Linked DNA regions of Homo sapiens: region 2 is linked to region 1. Evidence: read pairs that join two places in POLR2A ChIA-PET (ENCODE). Cell type or tissue: OCI-LY7. All regions are shown on one strand.

Region 1 (8,000 bases):
GGTATCTAAATATCTGTTAGTCTTTCCTGGAACCTCTGACCCTGTTTGTAGCAATCTCTGTGTTCAAGAAATAAGGAGCTCTTATTAACAAGGTCTGTGACTCTTCATGGTATGAGGAGAGGTCAGGACACTCTGGTAGGACAAATGAACTCATGCATCCATACTGAAGTGAAAGAGGAGGATCACAAACAAAAAAGCAGGACACAATTTCCATAATAGGAGGGAAGGGATGCTAGGCAAGAATCAGCTCACCACTGTGAGACATGGTTAAGCCCTGTCCTTAGTCTATGCTTCTCAAAGTCACATGAAAGTCAACTAACTGAGCCAATTTGGCCAGAGCAGTTCTGGTTTTAGCACTGATAATTCTGTATCTTAGAAAACTCTGAAGTTCTAGGCAAACCATTCTGGTGAGTCACCCTAGGTATATATTCAAGACTCCAAAAATTAACAAGAAGCATCTTCGGGACACATCAAATTTGCTAAATAATAAGCATTTTTATTGAAAATGTATTTTGTATTAAACTTATGGATATATTTTATGGTGTAGAATGTGAAATTCTCATGAATTTCTATTATAAAGTTGAAACTTCCACAATATACACTCTGGTTTCAAAGCTGCTTTAGCTATTAAAAACCACTTGGATGCCATTTTAAAAAATGATTGCATTAAAGCATTTGTGCCTGTAGACACAGGTACACAAAGATTTGCAGGAATATAATATTTACAATGATGCAAAATGACATAAGAAGTTTTAATTCAGTTTATTAATAGAAAAGAAAACTAGACAAATGATACAAAGATAGTGATATTCATTTGTAAACAGAATTAAAAGGAAATAATTGGACATGTAGTAATCATTTACAAATCATTATAACGTATAATTTCAGCTGGATGCAGTGGCTCATAACTGTAGTCCCAACACTTTGGGAGGCTGAGGCAGGTGGATTGCTTGAGGTCAGGAGTTTGAGACCAGCCTGACCTACATGGTGAAACCCCATATCTACTAAAAATACAAAAATTAGCCGGGAGTGATGGCAGGCACCTGCAATCCCAGCTACGTGGGAGGCTGAGGCAGGAGAGTTGCTTGAACCTGGGTGCGGAGTTTGCAGTGAGCCACAATCGAGCTACTGCACTCCAGCCTGGATGACAAAGCGAGACTCTGTCTCAAAAAAAAAAATGTATAATTTCAACTGGAAAAAAGATGCATCAAAGGAAGATGGAGATCACTCTAGGACTATTTGTTGGAAACGTAGATATTGGTTTTTAAAAACAGGATTATTTCCTTGCTACCCTCATGGACCCTGACCATATCATGCCCTAAATTATGGTCATAATTTAGCCATGTTATTACCTGGGTTTGGAATACTCTTGTACCCTTGCCTGTTTGATGAATTCCTAACAATTTTTCCAACCACAGCTTGAATAGACTTCTCTCTGTGACGATATCCCTGACTCCCCTAGTCCCCCTCCATTTCTGAAACTCTGCAAACTCACTCTATTATAACACTTATCACATTTTATTAGAGTTGTTTTTCAGGGTTTCCATTAGACTGTGACATTCTTAAACCCAGAAAATTAGCCTTTCTGAGATTATTATCCCAGAACCAAGCATAGGCCTATATCACAGAGTCACTCATCGAAAGAGGTTCGTGAAATGAAGAATGAAAGAATGAATATGACAGTATGAAGTCAGTACAGATTAGAAACAATGTATTTTGCTTGACATATTTAAAATAAGCAAGAGGTTACTCTGGAGTTTTTTTCCACTATATTTTTCATTATTATTATATAATTTTACAAAGCCAGGTTTTCCAGCTCTTTTACTTTAAAGTTTCTACCGATTATTGTGGGAGAACATGAATACCTTCCTATATCAGTTCCTTGAGATGGTTTTCAGAATAATCAATACAGGAAATAGATTTTCTTTTATTTGGTGTAATCCAAAAAAATAGCTGGTGACTAAAGAGATAGTCACTCCTGACAATGGCTACAGCTATTGCAGAACAGCAATGCTAATGTGTTAACCAGTCATCTCGAAGCACATCACAGAGAACTGAAACGTTTTCTACTAGCCCCTTCTTAAAGGGTCTACCTCATATCCTTCTGATTTTGCCCCTATTTTGCCAGTCAACAAAGGGAATAGAAGTTTCTGTTGCATCTCCTTTTTATATTCTATAACGTAGACCAACCTTCCCCACAAAAAAGGAATGAGTTTTGAATATTACTATTCATTTCAAATTTCTTAAGGCCAAAACAATCTCATCAATCTTTTTGTTCTTCCAAATATGAGATAAGACTAAACTCTGTGATACTTGAGAAGTTTTCTAAAGTTGGATGAAAAGCCAAATGGCAGTAGTTATCATCTCCGATACCTTACAAAGCCAAAGGCACGTCAGTCTTAATGTTGCAAAAGGAGAGTCATAAAACTACAAAGGATGAGAACGGTGGTCTAACGGAACAAAGAAAACTGTATAAATACCAGCACAACCATCAAGGTGTTGGTGATGAAATCGAATAAAGAGAAGACCAGATTCCTGAGCTTTTACTTTTGTGTTTACTTTTGTACTCAACAATATACTGGTACTCAGTACAGCTTGCCTGCAACTCTGCACACTTGGCATGAAGAAATGGCTTTCCTGAGAGGTTCCAAGAGGGGACAGGCCTACCTATGGTCTTGCGTAGTCTCATTGGAACTATTAAATATACTCTTCTCAGCTATCACTTGGCTTTTACTTTTTTCCTTTTCTCATTCTCTGGCTTCAGCCTCCAATAATGTTGGTTGCTGCTGGAGCCACCAGCAATGCTACAGTAAGATAACCCACTGATGTTTCTCTCCTTAGTAGCACCTAAGGCCGAAGCTACATCGTGCCAAAGCCTGGCTGAGATTAATTGGCCTCTTTGTGCAAAAGCAATCATGCTGAGCTGAAGGATGTTAACACTATGAGTGTGTTAATGTCCTCCATATGGATTGCTGTCTTGCGTTCTCACCAGAAATGAGGATATTGCTTTGCTCTATGTAGTATACGGATTGCAAAGCAGGCAGGGCCCACAAGTTTTACAGGGCTATTAATTAGCCATATCATAGGTTTTACTTGTTTTTCTCTCTTCTTTGAATTCTATTTCCATGAGTGCAACAGACACTCAAATTACTTCCAAATCCCGTAATTATAGTCATTTCTCCTGATTAACAAACAACTTTACAATTAGGCCAAGGCTGTGGGCTTGAACTTTCCTTCCTCAGAATGTTTCTCAAGAAGTTCTTCCTGCAGTGGGCCAGTTTTCTAAAAGTCCATTTATTTCTGAATCCAAGTATAAGTAAGATGTAATGTACCACTTTGTAGATGAGAAGACGTCATTTAGAAAGCTTGCTAACTTATCCAAGATCACAGAGATGTATGGCTGTAAAACCACACAGCCATAAAACTTCCCCTTTTCACTTTTGCTTTGATATTCACAGGATGTGCATGTAGCTAAGAGAATAACCTTCAGAAATACATCAGAAGTGCTAAGCAGTGGCCTTATGTTTCATTTTATTGTGAAAAGACGTTGGTAATAGTCACGTGACAAGTGGCGGGGAAAAGATGTCCAAAGTCAATGACTTAAGGAAATGGTCACTCCTGACAATGGCTGGAATAGTCACATGGCAACGGTGCTATGACATCAACCCATTCTGTCAAAGCATCACGTAAAAACTGAAACAGAGGTCCAGTTTGTAGGAATGAGAAGGGTGGGGGTGGGGGGAATAAAAGAAAAGAGCCAATACTGCTTTACAAAATATACAATGTGAAGTACAACTCTATTGGGATTGTGAGAGAAGAGGCCTTCCAATTTGGAAAAATGTTCCTTTTTTCTCCTTAACAGTTTAGATCAGGGTTTGCAAACCTAAATATCTACAGTTGTCAAGCAACTATTGTCAACAGGCTAAGGTAGTAGAATGTAAAAAGCAAGAGAGAAGCTGGGCGCAGTGCTTCACGCCTGTAATCCCAGCATTTTGGGAGGCCGAGGCAGGTGGATTGCCTGAGCTCAGGAGTTTGAGACCACCCAGAGCAACATGGTGAAACCCCGTCACTACTAAAAGTACAAAATAAAATAAAATAAGATAAGATAAAATAAAATAACCAGGTGTGATGGTGCGCACCTGTAGCCCCAGCTACTTGGAAGGCTGAGGCAGGAGAGTTGCTTGAGCCCCAGAGGCAAAAGTTGCAGTGAGCTGAGACTGTGCCACTGCACTCCAGCTTGGGCCACAGAGTGAGACTCTGTCTCATAAGAAAAAAAAAATGAAGAAAGAAAGAGAGAAACAGTGACTGTCAAAGAGGATCATCTGCCGCATCTAGAGAGTCAATGACTACTCACCTCTAGCTAATTACTTGCATTGGGATAAGGTCCCATATTTCCAGGGCTCCTGGTTAGTATGGAAAAGCTGGAATAATGAAGTTTTATGGTGAAATCTCCTGATTTTTAAATGTTGGCTCCTTGTGAAACAGATTGTGTAGGCTTTAAGCCAAACATAACATAAATGTTGTTCAGAAATGGCCTGACCAGTTTGCAAGCTCTATTTACATTCTGCTGACTCTGCTAATTGTCCTCCATTGTTAGAGGTATGCACATATCTTCCAAATACGCAGATGTATGTTGTAAGTCCATGTTAATTTCTCAGTTATCCATTTGATAATATGAGGAAAAGAGTATGCCTGCAAGTGGCTGTACTGGGAAACATTAGAGAGATCAGACCCGATTGCTTATTTCTGGCTGACATCATTATAGAACACTTAGAATGCCAGAAGTCCACTCTAACACACTGACTGCCATTCCAGCCTCTCCTTTTACTCTTTCTTCCCACCTCTGCACTTGTACCCAAAAGAAGTGGTATTTTAGAATGGTATTTCTAATTTAAGGCAACAGGAGGATGGATGAAAATAACCTTTGTGCATAAGGGGTAGACTCTCTGGATAGTGGGTGGAGAGTCTAATGGCAGAATTTGGAAAGAAGCAATTTTATGAAGTAGCTATTACTAAGGAAACAGTATCAAAGTTAGGTAACCATCAAGCAAATCCCCAACCTTCTAAAACTTTTAAGTTCATGGGTGGTTTGCCTTGGGATGATAACTGAAAGCATATTAAATATGCAGTTCAAAGTTGCTTCCCTCCTACCTTATAGATCCTTTGTTTCACCAATCCTTCAGAAAGTTTGATGTTCCCTTCAGCATTGAATGGTGCAGGTGTAAAGTATAAAGGGTCAAAAAAGCTATGACTGCTTCATATTCAATCTCCCACTACTACTTTCAGAGAAGGAGCAATGTTCCACCAGGGAGACCATGCCCATACATTCTAGGCGGTGGCCTCAGTAGAATGGCAAGTAATGGTAGGAGAATTTCTGGGGAGACAGTCCAGCAGAGACATAAGTCCAAGCCACTGGTTTACAAACAGGTGCAGCACCAGGCAAGGTGATCTCTGGAAGAGAGGAAGACTAATGCTTTTGTTTCATTGGTTTGTCTCCTAATAGCGAGGTGGAATCATAGCTGTCATAATCACTACAGCATTTGGGATTTGGAAAAGCAACAGGTTGTAACTGTGGGTATGAATGGAGCTTTATGAGTGAGCAAATGGATCAAATCAAGGGGCTCCGAATCAAGCCTGGCCTGACAGAACTTGCATTTCCTTCACAGCCACCAACAGAAGAGAAATCAACTTCTACATTTACTCTAAGGATGAAATAGTGTCATCTAGTGGCAGTTGAAATTTGTTTGTTACTTCAAAATCATTGGATAAGTTAGGATTGTAATGCTAAGAAGTCTATACACTATTTCAGATAATATCAGAAACCTTATTTTTAAACTTCTATTTTTATATCATAACGAAGCAAGTAATTATCCCAATATTTTATATTAAGGTTATTATCTTTCCCATTATATAGAGAACATCACATTATAGTCCTCTCTGCTCCCTGCCTCTCTCCAACAACAACAACAACAACAAACTCTCAGCTAGGTACCACTATAAATTTGACAATAGAGATTTTAGGGCCAGGTGCAGTACCTGATATCTGTAATCCCAGCTCAGGAGGCTGAGGTGGGAGAACCGCTAGTAGACAAGAGTTCCAGACCAGCCTGGGCAGCATAGCAAGATCCTGTCTCTAACAAAAGAAAAAAACAGCCAGATGTGGTATTGTGTGCCTGTAGTCCTCGCTACTCGAGAGACTGAGGCAGGAGGATCCTTTGAGCCTAGGTGATTGAAGCTACAGTGAGCTATGACTGCATCACTGCACTCCAACCTGGGTGACAGAGCAAGAACCTGTCTCTAAAATCCTCTTTTTTTTTTTTTTTGAGATGGAGTGTTGCTGTCACCCAGGCTGGAGTGCAGTGATGCAATCTCACTGCAAGCTCCAGCTCCAGAGTTCAAGCGATTCTCCTGCCTCAGCCTCCCGAGTAGCTGGAATTACAGGCACCTGCCACCATGCCCGGCTAACTTTTTGTATTTTTAGTAGAGACGAGGTTTCACCATGTTGGCCAGGATGGTCTCGAACTCCTGACCTCGTTATCTGCCTTCCTCAGCCTCCCAAAGTGCTGGGATTACAGGTGTGAGCCACAGTGCCAGCCAGCCCTAAAATCCTCTTTTAATATCTTGATAACTATGAGACTGTAAGATGATTGTAGTTTATTATCATGCCAATGTGCTATTTTAAGCCAAGCCTTGAAAACCATGTCAGTCTCCTTATACCCTAAGATTATCTTTTTATTTCCCTACATGTAGTAAACCTATATGTGATGTTGGTTAAAAATCAAGTCAATTAAATCTAAAGTCTACATATTTGCCGACTCAATGAGTATGCTCTATATTCAGAGCTAGCTACCCAAACATCGCCAACATAACGTGTTGAAAAGACATGGAATTCTATGCACTGACTATGGCGCACCCTTCTGCTGTGTGATTCTAGCCCTGTACATGATCTTTAGCTGTTTTGCCTTTTTAAAATTGTAGATCTGATAGATAACATAAAATTTTTCCTGTGTGGTAAAGACTTAACTGACTTATCCCCTTCTCCCAAAACAGTTTTTGCCTTCATTTGAAATTCATTTAAATATTCATTTATGGCCAGGAGCGGTGGCTCACGCCTGTAATCGCAGCACTTTGGGAGGCCGAGGCAGGCGGATCATGAGGTCAGGAGATCGAGACCATCGTGGCTAACACGGTGAAACCCCCTCTCCATTCAAAATACAAAAAAAATTGGCGGGGCGTGGTGGCGGGTGCCTGTAGTCCCACCTACACGGGAGGCGGAGGCAGGAGAATCCCTTGAACCCGAGAGGCGGAGGTTGCAGTGAGCCAAGATTGCGCCACTGCACTGCGGCCTGGGCGACAGAGTGAGACTCCATCTCAATAAATAAATAAATAAATAAATAAATAAATAAATAAATAAATACAAATATTCATTTACATGACATACAGATTTGTGAGGTTTGGAATTTTCATTTGAACTGCTTATAACATCTGCTTGATTCCCTCATATATGTGTAAAATGCTTCTAACTGGGGAAATGACATATTGATTGAAAAAGAAATCTCTCAAAATTTAACCATGTTTTCATGAACTGGAGAGACAAGTCCCTTTATGTAACTAAAACGGCCATACTAAAATGCTCTAGCAATGAAAGAGTTAGAGAATACTTATAAATTAATCCCTAAGGATCTTTCCTCATGATCTCCCTCTATATTTCAACTTTAAAATAAATTATTATTTAATGTAGAGGTTTGAAAACCTAAATATAATCATCTCCTTAGCATTAATTTATCAAACAGAAGGTTAACATTTTTAACATTCATTTAACAAAGCAATTTATCTGAGTGGCAAATATTAGACATTTATTGAATTACTTGCTTATTTACTTAGGTACTGAGGCCACACTGTCCTTTTGAGAATTTTTTTTTACATTTCAATATTAATTTCTCCAGAAGCAAATTTGGGTGAGCTGCTTTCTTATTTCTCTTTCATTCCCCTAAGAAAAA
Region 2 (8,000 bases), 270 kb after region 1:
AAGTTTGAATCTGTATTTTAGAAAGAAAAAATAAAATTAGATCATTTGGATAAGAAGGAAAAATATTACCAATGCTCAGCCTGCCTGTGAATATTTCATGTACAATTTCAAATAATATATCCATATTTTATTATAGCAGAGAGAAACATATGTTTAAAAAGTGAATTACGTGTGTTATGATTTGAAAAGGTCATATCAAAATTATTGGTAACCTGTGGTTGCTTTTTGCCGTCATAACTCTTTTTATAAGGACTTTTATAAAAGTCAGAAAATATTAACAATTATAAGAGTTTCTTTGGTGGTGATATTTAAATATTTTCTCTTGAGATTGAGTTTCTATCTTTTGACAACTCTGATCATTTTGGCCAGGCTAGTCTTTTTTAGGGTCTTTCTTAGGTTAATATCTTGGCAATGTTCTCTGCCATTTCTAGCCTGATTTCATCTGCCTTTTTAATACCCCGTGATTTAAATGGTTGTGGAGATTGAACGATCTGAACTTGTGTGAAAGTACCTGTCTGAACAGTTAAAGCTGATCATATACTTGGGGAATTTATCTAATTTGCCTTTCTATGACCATGAAATTTACTTTTAGCTTAAGTTTTGGTAATTATTGGATTTAGAAATAGGCTAAGAATTAGTTCTGTAGGTACCTTTTTAGGAAATAGAGTGTACCATCGGAAGAGTCTTATGCTGAATTTCATGTGTATTTTTAAGTCTTTGTGTAATTTTTAAAAATCTGCTTAAGGGAATTTAGGTCTACTGTGAGGGTAGTAATTTTGTGTATCCAGAGAATTATAGTGAAATTTCCTGGTATCTATGGTATTTATATATTACCAATCTCATTATTTGTAGTTTCTTCAGATTTTCTTAATGCTGCTGCTACTACTACTTGAAATTGTTGCTGTTCTTGTAAACAGCAGTCCTAGACTTAGTTCTAAAGGAGTGATTCTTAGTGGTTACACATAATTAATAATGGAATGTAACAAATGTGTTACTACCAGTGTGGAAACTCATATAGTAAAATGAGTTAACTTAACAATTAACATAATACTTAAAAATCCAAATATTAACTCCGCTTATTTCTTGGTATTGGCACCAGTCTTGTTAATTCTGGTGAAGTTCTTGTCCTCTTTGGGAGACTGAATTGAGCCACATTGGTGTCATTTGCATCTTTGAGAGACATTTTAATGTCTACTTGCATGTGACCAAAAGTGACATGTACAATTTATTATACTTGGTTAATTATTGAGCCTTGTTTATGTTTGCATATTGTTAAATTTAAATGGTGGTGATTGTTTATACTTTAGAGCTCCAGTGGAATTGTATTTGCTTGAAATATCGAGTCCTCTTTTTTTTTTTTTTAACTTAGTTGATGTTACAGAAAACCAAATTTTGGATTTGTTCTTTTCTTACTAGTCAAAGTATCTCAGCTAGTAATCCTTGGAGGAGTATGGGAGGATGCCAGTAATCTCATACTGACATTTTTTTGTTTTGGAATAAGCTGGATTTCACAATGTATTTATCTTCTGCATATTTTTATTAAATTAGTGGCACATTATGTTTCTGGGCCGCCTCTTTTCTACTTTAGTATTACTGTTATGGATAAATAACCTAAGAATAATTAAGATCTATTTAAAAGTGATATACTGCTCATAAATTTATATTTTCCTTAATTTACTTACATCTAGAGAATATATTTGATTGGAATGTTAAGCAGTTGTTTCTTTATTTATCAGCAGAATATTCAACAAAAAATAATGTAAGTATATCTAATTAGAAGTATTTTAATAGCTATTTAAAGTCTTACTCTTTACGAAAGAATACACATTTTTATATATTTAAAATATCTGACCTGAGTTACCTAGCAAAACATCACAAGCCAGTGGAGGTAGCTGTGTTATGAAAACATTTGATCTTTTGGGAGCCTTTTTGTTGTTGTTGTTGTTTGTTTGTTTGTTTTCTGTTTGTTCTATTTAGCTCTCTAGCATTGGGGTCTCCAGAATGGAGACTTGCTATATGAACAGACGTTAATGTTCATATTCAGCCCTTAAGTCAGATAGATGGGCACATGCCTTCTACAATATGCAGATATTCTGGAGGAAAGGAGGAATTCTGTAGGTCAAGAAGTTCACCATGCTACCTAGTATTTATTCATTTGCTTTCAGCATGTTGTAAAATATTGCAGTATATGCAATACATAAGTGGATTATATTATAAAATTTTAGCCAATCCTTTCAAAATGGAAAAGTGGCTTAAAAAGATTTCTGCAAAGAAATCACAGATTGAAGATAATGCTAATAATCCATGCATATGTAAACAGTAGGAAAATGGTGGAGCTCATACTTGTATTCCTCTTCTGAGCTGCTGTGTCACACTGAAGGATTAAAAAAACACAAAGACAACCTAGATAGATCTGATAACTTGGCTGAGACACTGTCAATGATATTAATTAACAATAGTAAGATCAGAAAGATATTGCTGAACTATCAACTAGGAAATGGAGTGGGTAGCCGGTAGTATTGCCACCACTCAGCTGTTTCCTTTTTTTTTTTACTTTTTTTTTTTTTTTTAAGACAGAGTCTCGTGCTTGTAGCCCGGGCTGGAGTACAGTAGCGCCGTCAATCTCAGCTCACTGCAAGCTTTGCCTCCTAGATTCAAGCAGTTCTCCTGCCTCAGCCTCCTGAGTAGCTGGGATTACAGGCGCCTGCCACCATTCCCAGCTAATTTTTGTATTTTTAGTAGAGACGGTTTCACCATGTTGGCTAGGCTGGTCTCGAACTCCTAACCTCAGGTCATCCGCATGCCTCGTCCTCCCAAAGTGCTAGGATTACAGGCATAAGCCACCGCGCCCGGCCGTTGTTTACTCTTTAAGCTAAAATATTCTCTCTCCACAGCTGCAATTAGAGAGCTGCATGGTGACCTACTTGAATCAACAAAATTTGAGACCTGTGATTATAATTCTCATTATGACTATATATAATCAAAAGCTGTAAAGATTGTTAATAATTTTCAAACCTTCTGAGATTATTTTAAAATCCATCTTAGTACCAGATACCTTTCTTTAAAAAAAAAAAAAAAAAGAACATGGTGCAAGGTGTTTTTGGTAGTCTACATTAAGCCATATAGCTACAATTAATTAATATCCTTACCTATTGAGAACAATTTGCCTTTGTTTTAGGGTTGCATGGGATTCATTAATCTGAGTATCTGAGTACTTGAACTGGTTTTTTGTTGTTGTTGTTGTTTTTATTTATTTATTTTTAACACGGAGTTTTACTCTTGTTGTCCAGGCTGGAGTACAGTAGTATGATCTCGGCTCACTGCAACCTCCACATCCTGGGTTCAAGTGATTCCCCTGCCTCAGCCCCCCAAGTAGCTGGGATTACAGGCACCCACCACCATGCTAATAACTTTCAATCATAAACTAATAGTTTTAATAGGTTTTGATATAATGGTTTAATAGCTTTTAATTATAAAACTTATTATGAATTATAATTTGTGATTTAAAAAACTAGTTCAGGCCGGGCACAGTGGCTCACACCTGTAATCCCAGCACTTTGGGAGGCTGAGGCAGGTGGACCACCTGAGGTCAGGAGTTCCAGACCAGCCTGGCCAACATGGTGAAACCCCATCTCTGCTAAAAATACAAAAAATTAGCCAGGCGTAGTGGTGCGCGCCTGTAATCCTAGCTACTTGGGAGGCTGAGGCAGGAGAATCGCATGAACCTGGGAGGTGGAGGTTGCAGTGAGCTGAGATTGTGCCATTGTACTCCACCCTGGTTGACAGAGCAAGACTCTATCTCCAAAAAAAAAAGGAAGAAATAACTGCTCTACATTTCTTTTTAGTTAATGTAGTCATCATATACTGAGTAATTGGCCTTAAAAGCGAATAGATGCTAACTTAATAAGAGCAAATTCCTTGGGATTTAGTAGTGGCCACAAATTTTTTTTATTTCCATTTCATACTTTTAATTTTCTAAATGGAACTTATTTGTAATATGTTGAAAGAGTAGCTTAAAAGAATTGTCTGACCTCTAGAATTTTGCCTTGATGAGACAACAATGCATGTATTTTCTTAATTAAAGGGAAAAAAGATCTTTAAAAGGCTTCATTTCTTTAGTGATTTCTTAAAGCTTTTGTAAAGAAATCTTGGAGAAGATTTCTTATAAATTTTCATGACATAATTAATCAGCAGTAACCTGTATTAGCAGTGTGATGGAACAGGGATTGGCTCTTGTCTGTTTTCCTGGCACCATTTAGGATCCATGCTGAGCTGGAGGGTCTTAGAAATTTTATAGGGAAAAGTGATTTAAAAGAATACTTCCCTTCTAGGGATTTAATTCATCTGTTCCTCCAAAGGCCTCACTTTTTGGAGATCTTATAGATCAAAAACCTTGCATTAAGTTATGAAGGCACTAAGTAATACAGTTGAGTTAGCAGAAGGAATGAACTCCTTCAGGGAATTGTCATTCTTCTCTCTGAGAAAAGTTTGCCCCTTTTTTGTATCTCTCTCTTTGCTATCATTTGTATGCATTAAGATTTCAGCAAGCTCCTCAAGTTGAATTCATTAACATGTCAAACTATTTGCTTACTAATACTTTTAATTTGAAGTGATAAGATGGTATTTCTGATGAGTTATCTAATTAATTTTCATTTTAATATAGGCTCTGAACCAAGTTGTCCTATGGGACAAGATTGTTTTGAGAGGTGATAATCCGAAGCTGCTGCTGAAAGATATGAAAACAAAATATTTTTTCTTTGACGATGGAAATGGTCTCAAGTGAGCAATTCTTGGTCATTTTTTTACATTTAATAAGAGGTGAAAAAGAGAGAAAGATGTATTTTTATTTTAAAGAAAAATACTTGAGAGTAAAAGGAGAAAAATTGGGAAAGAAGTATTTATGCATATCTGAACTGAAAGATTGGGTGGAAATGCAAAGTGAGATCTAAGATAAGCAATTCTCTTGCAGTTTCTGAAATGTCATAGTCAAACTAATAAAGCTTCTATCCTAAGCGTGTACAAGGAATACGGGCTTGTTCAGATGCGGTAGGGCTGTGGTGGTCAAATCAAAGGGCTCCTTTCTGAGCGTGAGTCGGGAAACCTTAGAAGCAGCATGTTGGGTCTAGGAGTTGATAATAGTTAAAAGAAGTAGTATTGGTTCTCCAAACGTGACTTCTCTAAAGCTCATTTTAGTCAGTGTGATTGATCTCTCAGGTTATTTTTACCTCTTAGACTCTAGTGGTAAACATTGGAAATAATTTTAGAAGAAAGCTATTTCGACCAAGCCAAACGTCTGTATTTGCAATGAAAATTTCAGAACATGAGAATTTTGTTAAGGTTTGTCCATCTAGATAATTGACAGAGTTAGGCTTCAAATCATTGCTCTGATTCTTAGCTCGTCTCTTTTTACATTTACTGTTTTAATCATTTAAACTTTTCGGTTGATGGTTCTAACTGCAGCTGTGAGTTTAGATGGGTCATCCTGGGATATCAGTAAATGTAGTGCCCCTGTCTTCTAGCATTGTCCTTGGATTTTAAGTGACATGAGAAAATAGTTCTTTTTGCAGATTAACATATTAGGATTTCTGTTAGGAATAGATGGTTATAAATAAAGTATTTGACATCTCAGTGTTTGTCTTAAAATTTTTTTTGAACTACTAGTGTCTCTGATGACTTGTGTTTATTATATCTTTTTATAGGGGAAACAGGAATGTCACTTTGACCCTGTCTTGGAACGTCGTACCAAATGCTGGAATTCTACCTCTTGTGACAGGATCAGGACACGTATCTGTCCCATTTCCAGATACATATGAAATAACGAAGAGTTATTAAATTATTCTGAATTTGAAACAACATATTTTTATACTTAATGAATTGTATCTCATTAATCTCTTCCCTTACATCTTCATGTATTGTTGGTTTGTTTTTTGGTTTTGGGTTTTTTTTTTTTTTTTTTTGGTATAAGAACTAACATCAAAAGGCCTGTTTAAAGGGAAAGGTTAATGGGCTACTTAATATTATGAACAAAACAAAAAAACAAGGCTGCCACAGTGGAATATTATCTTACAAGAATAAGAACTACATAAAACAGATTTGTAAAAAATACATATTTGAAGTATTCCCTGTATTTCCATTATTCTTTATGGAATATAAAGTAAGCATGAAAGGTAGTTAAAACTTTCAGGTGCCTGTAGAGTCATAATAACTGTATTTTATGCCTTGCATTCACGCAAATTCACATTGGATGTGATTTAAAAGTAGACATTCTCTTTTTCCTCTTTTAGGATATGTTTGATTACTGGAAAATTAATATGGTTATTTGTTAGAAGTCTGGTTTATAAAAAAGCCAAAAGTGATGGAATTTATTCCATTTGTCTTAGGAAGGCCCATAATACTTGTTTTTCTTACATGTGACTAGCAACTTTCTCCACTTAAAGACTAAATACCTCTTTATATGATGTAAATTATTCTAATTCATTTTAAAATCTTTTAGGTCAGCAAAATGTGTGTCTTCAGTGCTTTCTCTAAAAACGTTCCTTTATAGCTTTGTACTTTTTTTTTTAGCGTTGCCATTGAAAGTTAAAATGTTTGCATGGTTTACCCTCTGAGTTATGTTTCTTCTAGTGAGCATGCCTGCTGTCACTAAGTGAATTATTTACTACTTTTTGTAGGTCTATATTTTAATAATTATTGGGATAATAATAATTGTGGTATGCTTTCCATTTACAAACCACTCATATACTTTAGTGTATGTCATCCTCAATAATCTAATGAGGTAAGTAGTATAAGTGTTAGCTCTTTGCAGATAAGAAACTGAAACCCAGAAGTTTATTGAATTGCTTCATTGTTACCTAGCCAGCAAGGAGTGGAATTAAAACTTGAACTCAGATCTTCTAATTTTCTGAGCTCATCCTTTCTCTTATACCTCAGATTGCAGACTAATCAAATTTTACTTAAAACCTTCCTGATATTTTTGTTACCCTGGACACCCTTTCTATTCTAGAAAAGGTTTCCCATTTTATATGGAAGTGACTAATTTTCAAGCTGCCAACAACTTATATCGAGGTAATATTTTATTCTCTGAATAAATTCATTTCACTTATATTAAAAGCATAAGGAAATCTACATGTATGTAAAAATAACTTAGAAATTCAGTACATAATACATGATTGAATACATGATCGTATTTAACATGTTTTTTTTTTCTGCAGTGGACAAATAAACATCCTCAAAGTAGCAACTGCAAATCAGTTACCCTTAGAAAAGCAAGACCAAACACTGTAGTTACACTATTAGCAGTGACCAAAAAGGGCTAATATTTTCTAAGAATAGTTTAAATTACAGACATTTGTTATATTTACCTTATGTGAAATACATCACTATTTAATTACATTAATTTTAACATCTGTTGTGTGGAGTTGTATAGTTCATGCAAAAGCCTGTGGGTATGGGTTTTTCAAACCAGCAGAAAGGTCAAAGGTACCTGAATGCTAAACTGCCTGGCTCCCAGCTTTTTCATTAAACTTTTCAGGGTCTTGGTTTCTTTATCTGTAAAATGACAGAGTTGGACCAGTTAACTTTAATGGCCATCCTTTTACACCACACAAGTTGATAAAATTTATCTGTTCAGCAAAGAGATTGAACAAAAAAGCACGTTAGTAATATGAAGACAGGAAAACGAATGAAAGTCTAACACATAACTCATATTGATTTACTTTATTTCTGTTAGATTTTACACTCTGAAAATTTCACCTCATTTAGTTTGTACAAATACTAGACATGGAAACTTAAAATGTGCAGGTGTCAAAGCTTAAAAATCAGGTGTGTCCTCTTTAAAGGCATGTGCGATAAGCCTGCAGTCTTAACCAGACCTGGTACCAGTTTAACAGTTCATGATACTTCTGTGATGAGTGGATCTGTTAGTCTGGTAGAGATTAATGTTGAAATTTACTTGAATTACAGTTATTTGACAAGCCCACTTTTTTTGGAGTTTGGTGAGG

Evidence for each region. Peaks named below come from ENCODE experiments on the same cell type or tissue, not always from the same donor. Only the 100,000 strongest peaks of a DNase experiment are listed, where the experiment ranks them.
Region 2: POLR2A ChIA-PET joins it to region 1 with 7 read pairs; 5 of 35 experiments call an interaction of 5 or more read pairs at or near these places.

What each region holds. Positions count from the first base shown.
Region 1 is chr4:176,049,429-176,057,428 of GRCh38, forward strand. No RefSeq gene overlaps it. Among named protein-coding and RNA genes, the nearest start is that of WDR17, 12 kb to the right of the region's middle. In OCI-LY7, CTCF peaks have their summits at 5,723 (motif pointing left) and 5,928; DNase peaks (open chromatin) are centred at 3,433 and 5,693.
Region 2 is chr4:176,322,499-176,330,498 of GRCh38, forward strand. It overlaps SPCS3 (signal peptidase complex subunit 3), which reads left to right. Exons shown (of 5, transcript NM_021928.4): 3 at 1,683-1,759; 4 at 4,664-4,779; 5 at 5,700-8,000. The coding sequence ends at 5,832. Among named protein-coding and RNA genes, the nearest start is that of SPCS3-AS1, 6.0 kb to the left of the region's middle. In OCI-LY7, no CTCF peak of the experiment used is centred here; no DNase peak of the experiment used is centred here; H3K4me3 peaks cover 1,578 bases.